Regions from separate parts of the Homo sapiens genome. Here region 2 is linked to region 1. A link is an interaction called in ENCODE POLR2A ChIA-PET data of the cell type or tissue named here. Cell type or tissue: PC-9. All regions are shown on one strand.

Evidence for each region. ChIA-PET counts read pairs that join two places held together with the same protein. Peaks named below come from ENCODE experiments on the same cell type or tissue, not always from the same donor. Only the 100,000 strongest peaks of a DNase experiment are listed, where the experiment ranks them.
Region 2: POLR2A ChIA-PET joins it to region 1 with 6 read pairs; 3 of 35 experiments call an interaction of 5 or more read pairs at or near these places.

What each region holds. Positions count from the first base shown.
Region 1 is chr12:132,380,453-132,385,452 of GRCh38, reverse strand. No RefSeq gene overlaps it. Among named protein-coding and RNA genes, the nearest start is that of GALNT9, 53 kb to the right of the region's middle. In PC-9, no CTCF peak of the experiment used is centred here; no DNase peak of the experiment used is centred here; H3K27me3 peaks cover 4,159 bases.
Region 2 is chr12:132,476,883-132,481,882 of GRCh38, reverse strand. No RefSeq gene overlaps it. Among named protein-coding and RNA genes, the nearest start is that of MUC8, 4.8 kb to the right of the region's middle. RefSeq lists enhancers at 1,215-1,714, 1,715-2,216. In PC-9, CTCF peaks have their summits at 2,646 and 2,846; a DNase peak (open chromatin) is centred at 2,923; H3K27me3 peaks cover 5,000 bases.

The DNA of each region.
Region 1 (5,000 bases):
ACTTATTTCTGAGAGCACTCTCTAAGGCTGTTGTAAAAAGTTTACAAAGCGTTGCAAGCTGCGAGTCATCTTTTAAGGATATATGACACTTTTAGACATGGCTGTAAAACGTGAAGAATTCGTGTGTTGATTCTTCCGCCTGTCTCTTTTCCTCCCACGTTCTGACGGTTGTTGGTTAAATCCTTCCTTTTAGAATGTCTTGCTTTGCAACGTGGGTTTGCACTCTGTGACGATAATTCCTACGCCACTGGGTATGGGCCGTCTTTCCACCACCCGGTGCTCCCAGTAAACACAGTGGCCGCCACTTCTCTATTCCTGAAGTCGGAATCCACTCTGGATTGCTTTGCCGGCTGGAATCTGTGTTTTCAGGAAGGGCTCTTGTGCGCTGACGTTCCTTCGTGCTGGAGGGTGAGCACCTCTGCCTGTGCACCAGGTGCTGCCTTAGCTGAGTATGTCTTCTGTCTTCTGTGTACCAGGTGCTGCCTTAGCTGAGTATGTCTTCTGTCTTCTGTGTACCAGGTGCTGCCTTAGCTGAGTATGTCTTCTGTCTTCTGTGTATCGGGTGCTACCTTAGCTGAGTATGTCTTCTGTCTTCTGTGTACCAGGTGCTGCCTTAGCTGAGTATGTCTTCTGTCTTCTGTGTATCGGATGCAGCCTTAGCTCAGTATGTATTCTGTCTTCTGTGTACCAAGTGCAGCCTTAGCTGAGTATGTCTTCTGTCTTCTGTGTACCAGGTGCTGCCTTAGCTGAGTATGTCTTCTGTCTTCTGGGTAGCAGGTGCTGCCTTAGCTGAGTATGTCTTCTGTGTATCGGGTGCAGCCTTAGCTAAGTATGTCTTCTGTCTTCTGTGTACCGGGTGCTGCCTTAGCTGAGTATGTCTTCTGTCTTCTGTGTATCGGGTGCTGCCTTAGCTGAGTATGTCTTCTGTCTTCTGTGTATCGGGTGCTGCCTTAGCTGAGTATGTCTTCTGTCTTCTGCGTATCGGATGCAGCCTTAGCTGAGTATGTCTTCTGTCTCATGTGTACCAGGTGCTGCCTTAGCTGAGTATGTCTTCTGTCTTCTGTGTACCGGGTGCTGCCTTAGCTGAGTATGTCTTCTGTCTTCTGTGTATCAGGTGCTGCCTTAGCTGAGTATGTCTTCTGTCTTCTGTGTATCGGATGCAGCCCTAGCTCAGTATGTATTCTGTCTTCTGTGTACCAAGTGCAGCCTTAGCTGAGTATGTCTTCTGTCTTCTGTGTACCAGGTGCTGCCTTAGCTGAGTATGTCTTCTGTCTTCTGGGTAGCAGGTGCTGCCTTAGCTGAGTATGTCTTCTGTGTATCGGGTGCAGCCTTAGCTGAGTATGTCTTCTGTCTTCTGTGTATCAGGTGCTGCCTTAGCTGACTATGTCTTCTGTCTTCTGTGTATCAGGTGCTGCCTTAGCTGAGTATGTCTTCTGTCTTCTGTGTATCAGGTGCTGCCTTAGCTGAGTATGTCTTCTGTCTTCTGTGTATCGGATGCAGCCCTAGCTCAGTATGTATTCTGTCTTCTGTGTACCAAGTGCAGCCTTAGCTGAGTATGTCTTCTGTCTTCTGTGTACCAGGTGCTGCCTTAGCTGAGTATGTCTTCTGTCTTCTGTGTATCAGGTGCTGCCTTAGCTGAGTATGTCTTCTGTGTATCGGGTGCAGCCTTAGCTGAGTATGTCTTCTGTCTGCTGTGTATCGGGTGCAGCCTTACCTGAGTATGTCTTCTGTCTTCTGCGTATCAGGTGCAGCCTCAGCTGAATATGTCTTCTGTCTTCTGTGTATCGGGTGCTGCCTTGCCTGAGTATGTCTTCTGTCTTCTGTGTATCAGGTGCTGCCTTAGCTGAGTACGTCTTCTGTCTTCTGTGTATCGGGTGCTGCCTTAGCTGAGTATGTCTTCTGTCTCATGTGTACCAGGTGCTGCCTTAGCTGAGTATGTCTTCTGTCTTCTGTGTACCGGGTGCTGCCTTAGCTGAGTATGTCTTCTGTCTCATGTGTACCAGGTGCTGCCTTAGCTAAGTATGTCTTCTGTCTTCTGTGTACCGGGTGCTGCCTTAGCTGAGTATGTCTTCTGTCTTCTGTGTATCGGGTGCTGCCTTAGCTGAGTATGTCTTCTGTCTTCTGTGTATCGGGTGCTGCCTTAGCTGAGTATGTCTTCTGTCTTCTGCGTATCGGATGCAGCCTTAGCTGAGTATGTCTTCTGTCTCATGTGTACCAGGTGCTGCCTTAGCTGAGTATGTCTTCTGTCTTCTGTGTACCGGGTGCTGCCTTAGCTGAGTATGTCTTCTGTCTTCTGTGTATCAGGTACTGCCTTAGCTGAGTATGTCTTCTGTCTTCTGTGTACCAGGTGCTGCCTTAGCTGAGTATGTCTTCTGTCTTCTGTGTACCAGGTGCTGCCTTAGCTGAGTATGTCTTCTGTCTGCTGTGTATGGGGTGCAGGCTTAGCTGAGTATGTCTTCTGTCTTCTGTGTATCGGGTGCAGCCTTAGCTGAGTATCTCTTCTGTCTTCTGTGCACCAGGTGCTGCCTCAGCTGAGTATGTCTTCTGTCTTCTGTGTATCGGGTGCAGCCTTAGCTGAGTATCTCTTCTGTCTTCTGTGCACCAGGTGCTGCCTCAGCTGAGTATGTCTTCTTTCTTCTGTGTATCGGGTGCTGCCTTAGCTGAGTATCTCTTCTGTCTTCTGTGTATCGGGTGCTGCGTTAGCTGAGTACGTCTTCTTTCTTCTGTGTATCGGGTGCAGCCTTAGCTGAGTATGTCTTCTGTCTTCTGTGTATCAGGTGCAGCCTTAGGTGAGTATCTCTTCTGTCTTCTGTGTACCGGGTGCTGCCTTAGCTGAGTAGGTCTTCTGTCCTCTGTGTATCGGGTGCAGCCTTAGCTGAGTATGTCTTCTGTCTACTGTATATTGGGTGCTGCCTTAGCTGAGTATGTCTTCTGTCTTCTCTGTATCGGGTGCAGCCTTAGCTGAGTATGTCTTCTGTCTTCTGTGTACTGGGTGCTGCCTTAGCTGAGTATGTCTTCTGTCTTCTGTGTATCGGGTGCTGCCTTAGCTGAGTATGTCTTCTGTCTTCTGTGTACCGGGTACTGCCTTAGCTGAGTATGTCTTCTTTGTTCTGTGTACCAGGTGCTGCCTTAGCTAAGTATGTCTTCTGTCTGCTGTGTACCAGGTGCTGTCTTAGCTGAGTATGTCTTCTGTCTTCTGTGTATCGGGTGCTGCCTTAGCTGAGTATGTCTTCTGTCTTCTGTGTATCGGGTGCTGCCTTAGCTGAGTATGTCTTCTGTCTTCTGTGTAGCAGGTGCTGCCTTAGCTGAGTATGTCTTCTGTCTTCTGTGTATCGGGTGCTGCCTTAGCTGAGTATGTCTTCTGTCTTCTGTGTACCGGGTGCTGCCTCAGCTGAGTATGTCTTCTGTCTTCTGTGCACCAGGTGCAGCCGTAGCTGAGTACGTCTTCTGTCTCCTGTGTACCGGGTGCAGCCTTAGCTGAGTATGTCTTCTGTCTTCTGTACACCAGGTGCAGCCGTAGCTGAGTACGTCTTCTGTGTCCTTTGTACTGGGTGCTGCCTTAGCTGAGTATGGCTTCTGTCTGCTGTGTGCCAGGTGCAGTCTTAGTTGCGTATGTCTTCTGTCTTCTGTGTATCGGGTGCTGCCTTAGCTGACTATGTGTTCTGTCTTCTGTGTATCGGGTGGTGCCTTAGCTGAGTATCTCTTCTCTCTTCTGTGTACCGGGTGCTGCCTTAGCTGAGTATGTCTTCTGTCTTCTGTGTATCGGGTGCAGCCTTAGCTCGTATCTCTTCTGTCTTCTGTGTACCAGGTGCTGCCTTAGCTGAGTATGTCTTCTGTCTTCTGTGTACCAGGTGCTGCCTTAGCTGAGTATGTCTTCTGTCTTCTGTGTATCGGGTGCAGCCTTAGCTGAGTATCTCTTCTGTCTTCTGTGCACCAGGTGCTGCCTCAGCTGAGTATGTCTTCTGTCTTCTGTGTATTGGGTGCTGCCTTAGCTGAGTACGTCTTCTTTCTTCTGTGTATCGGGTGCTGCCTTAGCTGAGTATGTCTTCTGTCTTCTGTGTATCAGGTGCAGCCTTAGGTGAGTATGTCTTCTGTCTTCTGTGTCCCAGGTGCAGCCTTAGCTGAGTATGTCTTCTTTCTTCTGTGTATCGGGTGCTGCCTTAGCTGAGTATGTCTTCTGTCTTCTGTGTACCAGGTGCAGCCTTACCTAAGTATGTCTTCTGTCTTCTGTGTATCCGGTGCAGCCTTAGCTGAGTACGTCTTCTTTCTTCTGTGTATCGGGTGCTGCCTTAGCTGAGTATGTCTTCTGTCTTCTGTGTACCAGGTGCTACCTTAGCTGAGTATCTCTTCTGTCTTCTGTGTAGCAGGTGCTGCCTCAGCTGAGTATGTCTTCTTTCTTCTGTGTATTGGGTGCTGCCTTAGCTGGTATCTCTTCTGTCTTCTTTGCACCAGGTTCTGTCTTAGCTGAGTATGTGTTCTGTCTTGTGTGTATTGGGTGCTGCCTTAGCTGAGTATGTTTTCTGTCTCCTGTGTGCCGGGTGCAGCCTTAGCTGGGTATGTCTTCTGTGGCCCTGCAGCTGTTCCCTCCATACCCAACAGCGGTTTTCATGTGTCTTTTGGCTCCAAAGATTGATGGGAACATCTGAGGCCAGCGTGGCTCATTTTTTCTTGTTAATGTTTTCCTTTTTGTTGCATAAAGAGTTTTCTTTACCTTCAGGGTTCAGGGGCTGAACTAACATCCATTCAGGGTTGGGTGTTTTCTTTCAACATGTTCTGGAAAACAATACCCTCTTCAGATCTGGTAGTCCAATGTGTTTATTATTATTATTATTTTAGAGAAATTTGTCTTTGGATACACTAAATCTTCCACTTTCTGGCTGTTGACTTCAGGGAAACCCATTTTCCTTACATTGATTAGCTTCTCTCTCAGTCGTCTTTTTCATCTACATTTACTCTGCTTATTTCAAGCTTTTCTCCTTTGGCAATATTTGATTTTCAGT
Region 2 (5,000 bases), 96 kb before region 1:
TCTCTCTCTGTGTCATGTTGGCTCTGTCTCTCTGGAGACCCCTGACTAACACAGTTGTGCTGGAGGTGAAGGAAGTGAGGAGGCTGTGTTATGGGTTACCGTGTGTCCTCAGTATCACTCACTGGAGTCCCAACCCCCAGAACCCCAGAATGTAACACTATTTGGAAATTGGGTCTTTGCAGATGTAATTGCAAATGTTAAAATGAAGTTCCCAGATTTGGCTGGTCTCTACATCCAAACACTGGCCCCCTTGTGAAAAGACACACAGGCCTAGGGGAGACGGTGTGTGGGGACGGGAGCAGAGGCTGCAGCGACGCAACCACACAGGCGGGAAGGCCAACACCACCAGGAACAGGAAGAGACACGGGTCCTCCCCTGGAGCCTCCTGAGGCAGCGTGGCTCCAATAACACTGGTTCTGGACATCAGGTCTCTAAATCTCAAGGGAAGACATTTCTGTGCTTTAAGCTGTACTTTTTTTTTCTTTTTGACGGCGTCTTACTCTGTTGCTCAGGCTGGAGTGCAGTGTCGCGATCTCAGCTCACCACCATCTCTGCCTCCTGGGTTCAAGCGATTCTCCTGCCTCAGCCTCCCAAGTAGCTGGGTTTACAGGTGCTCACCACTATACCTGGTTAATTTTTGTATTTTTAGTAGAGACAGGGTTTCACCATGTTGGTCAGGCTGGTCTTGAACTCCTGATGTCAAGTGATCCACCCGCCTCGGCCTCTCAAATTGTTAGGATTACAGGCGTGAGCCACTGCACCCAGCCTTCCACTGCACTTTGCTATGGAGCCTGGGAAACGACCACAGGGTGCTCCCAAGAAGGGGAGCTTCTACCCCACACAGATGAGAGCCCAGCAGGACAGCCTCAGGGAGGCCCACAGTGCACAGGGGCCAGGGCTGCTGATGGGAGGGGGCCGCTGGGTCCCTAGGGGTGCAGCCTCACTGGTGTGGAGGCCGAACAGCTTCCCTTCCAGTTGGCAGGGCCACCTGGAAGCCCAGCTGCAGGGAAGCCTGGGGCACACAGGGTGTGGACGGCCGGCCCGCTCATGCACCGTGCCCCAGGGTTGGGGTGCTGCCAGGAGGAAATGACAGGGGCCTGGGGCCTCGTGGACAGTCTGGAAGTTTCTCTTTCCTGAATGCATAATCAGTCCTTCGAAGATCCCACAAACCCAAACTTAACCCACAGAAGCCGACCAGCGTGTCGGATGCAGCAGCTCCGGTGGGAACGGGCCCTGAAGCCAGTGTCTTTCCTGGAGGACACAGGGGACAGTCCCGGCTGAGAGCCGGGAGTTTCATTAGAAACCCTGGAGGAGAGCAGCTGCCCCAGAGCCCCATCTGCGATAGAACATTAGAAACAGTCCCCGTGGCCTTTGTTACGGAAAAGGCTCGCTGCGGCGGCATCCTTGAGCGCAAACGCTGCTGCGGCTAAGGCACGAGGTTGCTCTGGAGGTGACGTCGCGGAGGGAAGAGGCCATACGGCAGGAGGGGTGCAGCCGCTCGTGTGAGCGGGAGGAGCCCCGTGGGACGGTGCTATGCCTTTCCCGAGGGTCCCTGGGAGTGTCCGAAAGTGCGGAGAAAGGTCTGGAAGGTGGCCCCCTGCCGCCACACTCGGAACCTTATTTTTTCAGCAAGTGTGAGCTTTGGAGCGCACCAAGATACGGGCGTGTGTTCTGGGGTGCGTGAGGTGGTGGTGCCGCGGCAGCCCAGGCATCCCTGTGGCTCTCCCAGAGGCTCTGTGAGGCCGCCCGTGACCCTGGAGGGGTGGGCTGTGAGGGCCACCTGCGACCCTGGGGGGGCTGCATCTGCAGAGCTCAATCCTCTGGCAAGGTCAGGGGTGAGGCGAGGGGCCAAGCTGAGCTCCCCACCTCCCTATTCCCCCCATGCACTTCCCAGCGTCATGGTGTGCAGCCCACACATCCTCCCAGGACGGCCCTTGGAGCCCTTTCCTCCCCATTTCTCCAGTCTGAGTTTGGGGCGAGAGTGCCGACATCTGACTTGTAGTTAGGAGGGTTCCTGCACAGCACTGTAGACCGTGGGCCAGGGGCCAAGAGTAGAAGTGCTGAGGGGCCAAGGAGGCTGCTACAGGGCCCAGGGAGAGGCAGGGGTGGCCTGTACCTGACCAGCATGGGGGCTCACTTGGAGGGCAGTAGGGGAGTGTTTCCAACAGGACTTGTTCCTGGCTGTTTGGGAAGTGAGGCAGAGCTGAGAGCCACAGCCGGAGGTGCAGGCCTGAACCCTCACCAGCCTGTTCAGGGCATTGAGGGAGGATGCTGAGGCCGTGGGGACCAGCCTTGGGCTCCGGGAGCTCCATGCCCGGTCCCAGGAGCCTGGGATGTAGCACCTTCCGTGGTGAGGAGACTTGGTGGATATGGTTGAGCTGAAGATCTTGAGATGGTGACGGAGCCCTGCATGGTCCAGGCGGCCCTGGATGTGTTCACAAGCGTCCTTGTGGGAGGCTCGGCACCCTCCGGACGCTGGAAGATTCAAGGGTGGGACCCTCCCACAGCCTGCAGAGGAACCCGGCCTGCCCACACCTCCACGTCAGCCCCAGGAGCCCCTCTGGGACTTCAGGCTATGAGAAGGTAAGTGTGTGGTTTTAAACAGCCCAGTGTGTGGTGGTTCATTACGGCAGCTGCAGGAAGGGAGATGGTGTTCCAGCGACAGGCGGCTGCAATCCCTGCATCAGGAGCGTAAGTGAGAAGAGCAGCCCGCCGTGCAGGCGACACAAGGAAGGGTCCACTCCGGCCTCCTGCGGCCCACTCTGGCCCACTCCAGCCTCCTGTGGTCCACTCCGGCCTCCTGCGGCCCACTCTTGCCCCCTGCGGCTCACTCCTGCCTCCTACAGTCCACTCTGGCCCACTCCAGCCTCCTGTGGCCTCGTCAGTTTGGAGGTCTGAATTTCATTCCTAAGGCAGGTCTGGGAGGTTGTGAGTCATACAACGCAGGTTCCCTTCTGAGAGCATTGCTCCTGCCGGGCTGGATGGTGCCCCGTGGCCTGCACAGATAGACGGGCATCCTCAGAAGCACATGCCAACTCCCAGTGCGGCCTGAGTCCTGGGACACCCCCCCCCCCACCAACTCTGGGCACTCTCTCCACCCCTGCCCACCCTGCATCCCCGCCTCAGAGCGGCTTCTGCCTCGGGGCCTCTGCCTGTGTTCTCTCCTTGCTGGCAGCTTCCACTCATGCCTTCTCGGAGGGGCATGGCAGGGCTCCTCAGGGTGGCATCAGGTCACCTTGCCCCACGCTGGTGCCCACAAGACCGATGGTGGCTCTCACTGGTGTAGTGCTGCCTGCACTACACCGTGAGCCCCGGGGACACTGTCCCTTCACTGCTGACCCCCGCGGCTGGAACATCACCTGGTGCACAGGGAGCTGCTCACATGAGTGGCGTGAAGAAAACGGTTCCCAGCAGAGAACCTGGTGTGTGGGATACCGCGAGGGGGGCGGCCTGGTGCGTGGGATACCTCGAGGGGGGCGGCCTGGTGCGTGGGATACCTCGAGGGGGGCGGCCTGGTGCGTGGGATACCTCGAGGGGGGTGGCCTCTGGACGGTGCTCATGAGGCCCAGATCAAGGTGTGGGCCAGGAGGTTCCTCCTGGAGGCTCCTGGGGAGAATGTTTCCTGGGAGGATAGAAACCAGGCCCCTGTGGGCATCGTGCGGGAAGGGTGAGCTGGTCTGAGAGTGGAGCTGACTCCAAGAGTGAAGGTGAGAGGGAGACAGAAGCAAGGCCCCCATGACGTCCTTTGAGCCCCTGGATCCAGCTAGACCTGAAGCCACCCACTCCAGGACGTCCTGGTTATGTGAGTCACTAATTTCTCCCTTGGCTTCAACCACTTTTGTTGCCTTTTCTGTCACAATTCAGAATGCCCTGACTTGTGTGGGGTTGTGCAGTCAGGAAAGAGGAAAAGGTGTATCCAGAAGGGGAATCCCCAGGGCCAGAGCTCAAGAATCAGCCCCCGGCTGAGCACCACATGTAGTGGATGGAGCCCAGGGCCCCCGAGGTGCACGGCCCAGGCAGATCCTCAGGCTGTGGGGCAGGAGAGTGCTGGGGGTGGCGGCCTCTCTCACCCCCACCTCGGCCTCTCTCACCCCTACCTCAGGGTCTGGCCAGCTGTGGTGCTTCACAGAAGGGATGGAAGTGATTGTGAACCTATCACGAGCCCAACTCCAGACACTGATCCCAGGAGGATGCGCCCAGGCTAGTCCACTGGCCCCAAAAGGACACACCCAGGCTAGCCCACTGATCCCAAGAGGACACACCCAGGCTAGCCCACTGATCCCAAGAGGACACACCCAGGCTAGCCCACTGATCCTGGGAGGAGCCCAGGCTAGCCCACTGAGGAGGCAGGGGAGAGAGATGCAGGTGGGGTGAGAGGACAGTTGGGGATGCATCTTGGTGATCATGATTGGGGAGGACCTCCTAGTGCCTCAGCTGTGGTGGGGGAGGGGTGGGGGATGGGAGGGCACTTTGAGGCTCCCAACCTGGGAGGAGCCACCACAATCAGCCCAAACGTCACTGCTCCACCAGGCTGTGTGACAGCTGCAGTGTGGTCAGGCTGCAAATTGGCCCTTGGTTCTGCAGGGACTTGGAGAACCTCTGCGGCGTGCAGGGGGTGGACGCTGACCCGGGGCACAGGCCCCACCCAAGCAAACCGCAGCAGCTGCAGCAGGGCTGGGGAGGGAAGCTCAGGGGTAGGAGCCGATCTGATCTGTGCGTTCCAGGGCTTCCCCTGGAGGAGGCACTCGGGGTGAGGGGGCCCTGCAGAGAGGCCCAGAGCTGGGGAGGCCAGTGGAGCCGGGAGCCACCTGGAGGGAGGAGGAAGGTGCGGCCGGGTCAGCGTTGGGAGGGGTGTAGCTCAGCCTAGGGGCCGGTGGTAGGAGGGGTGCAGCCCAGCCTGGGGGCTGGTGGGGAAGCTGCATCCCATGAGGGGCCGGAAGCACTGAGGGCAGCTCAGGGCTGGGTTGTTTCCAACAGGCCAGGTGTCATGGGGTGAATGT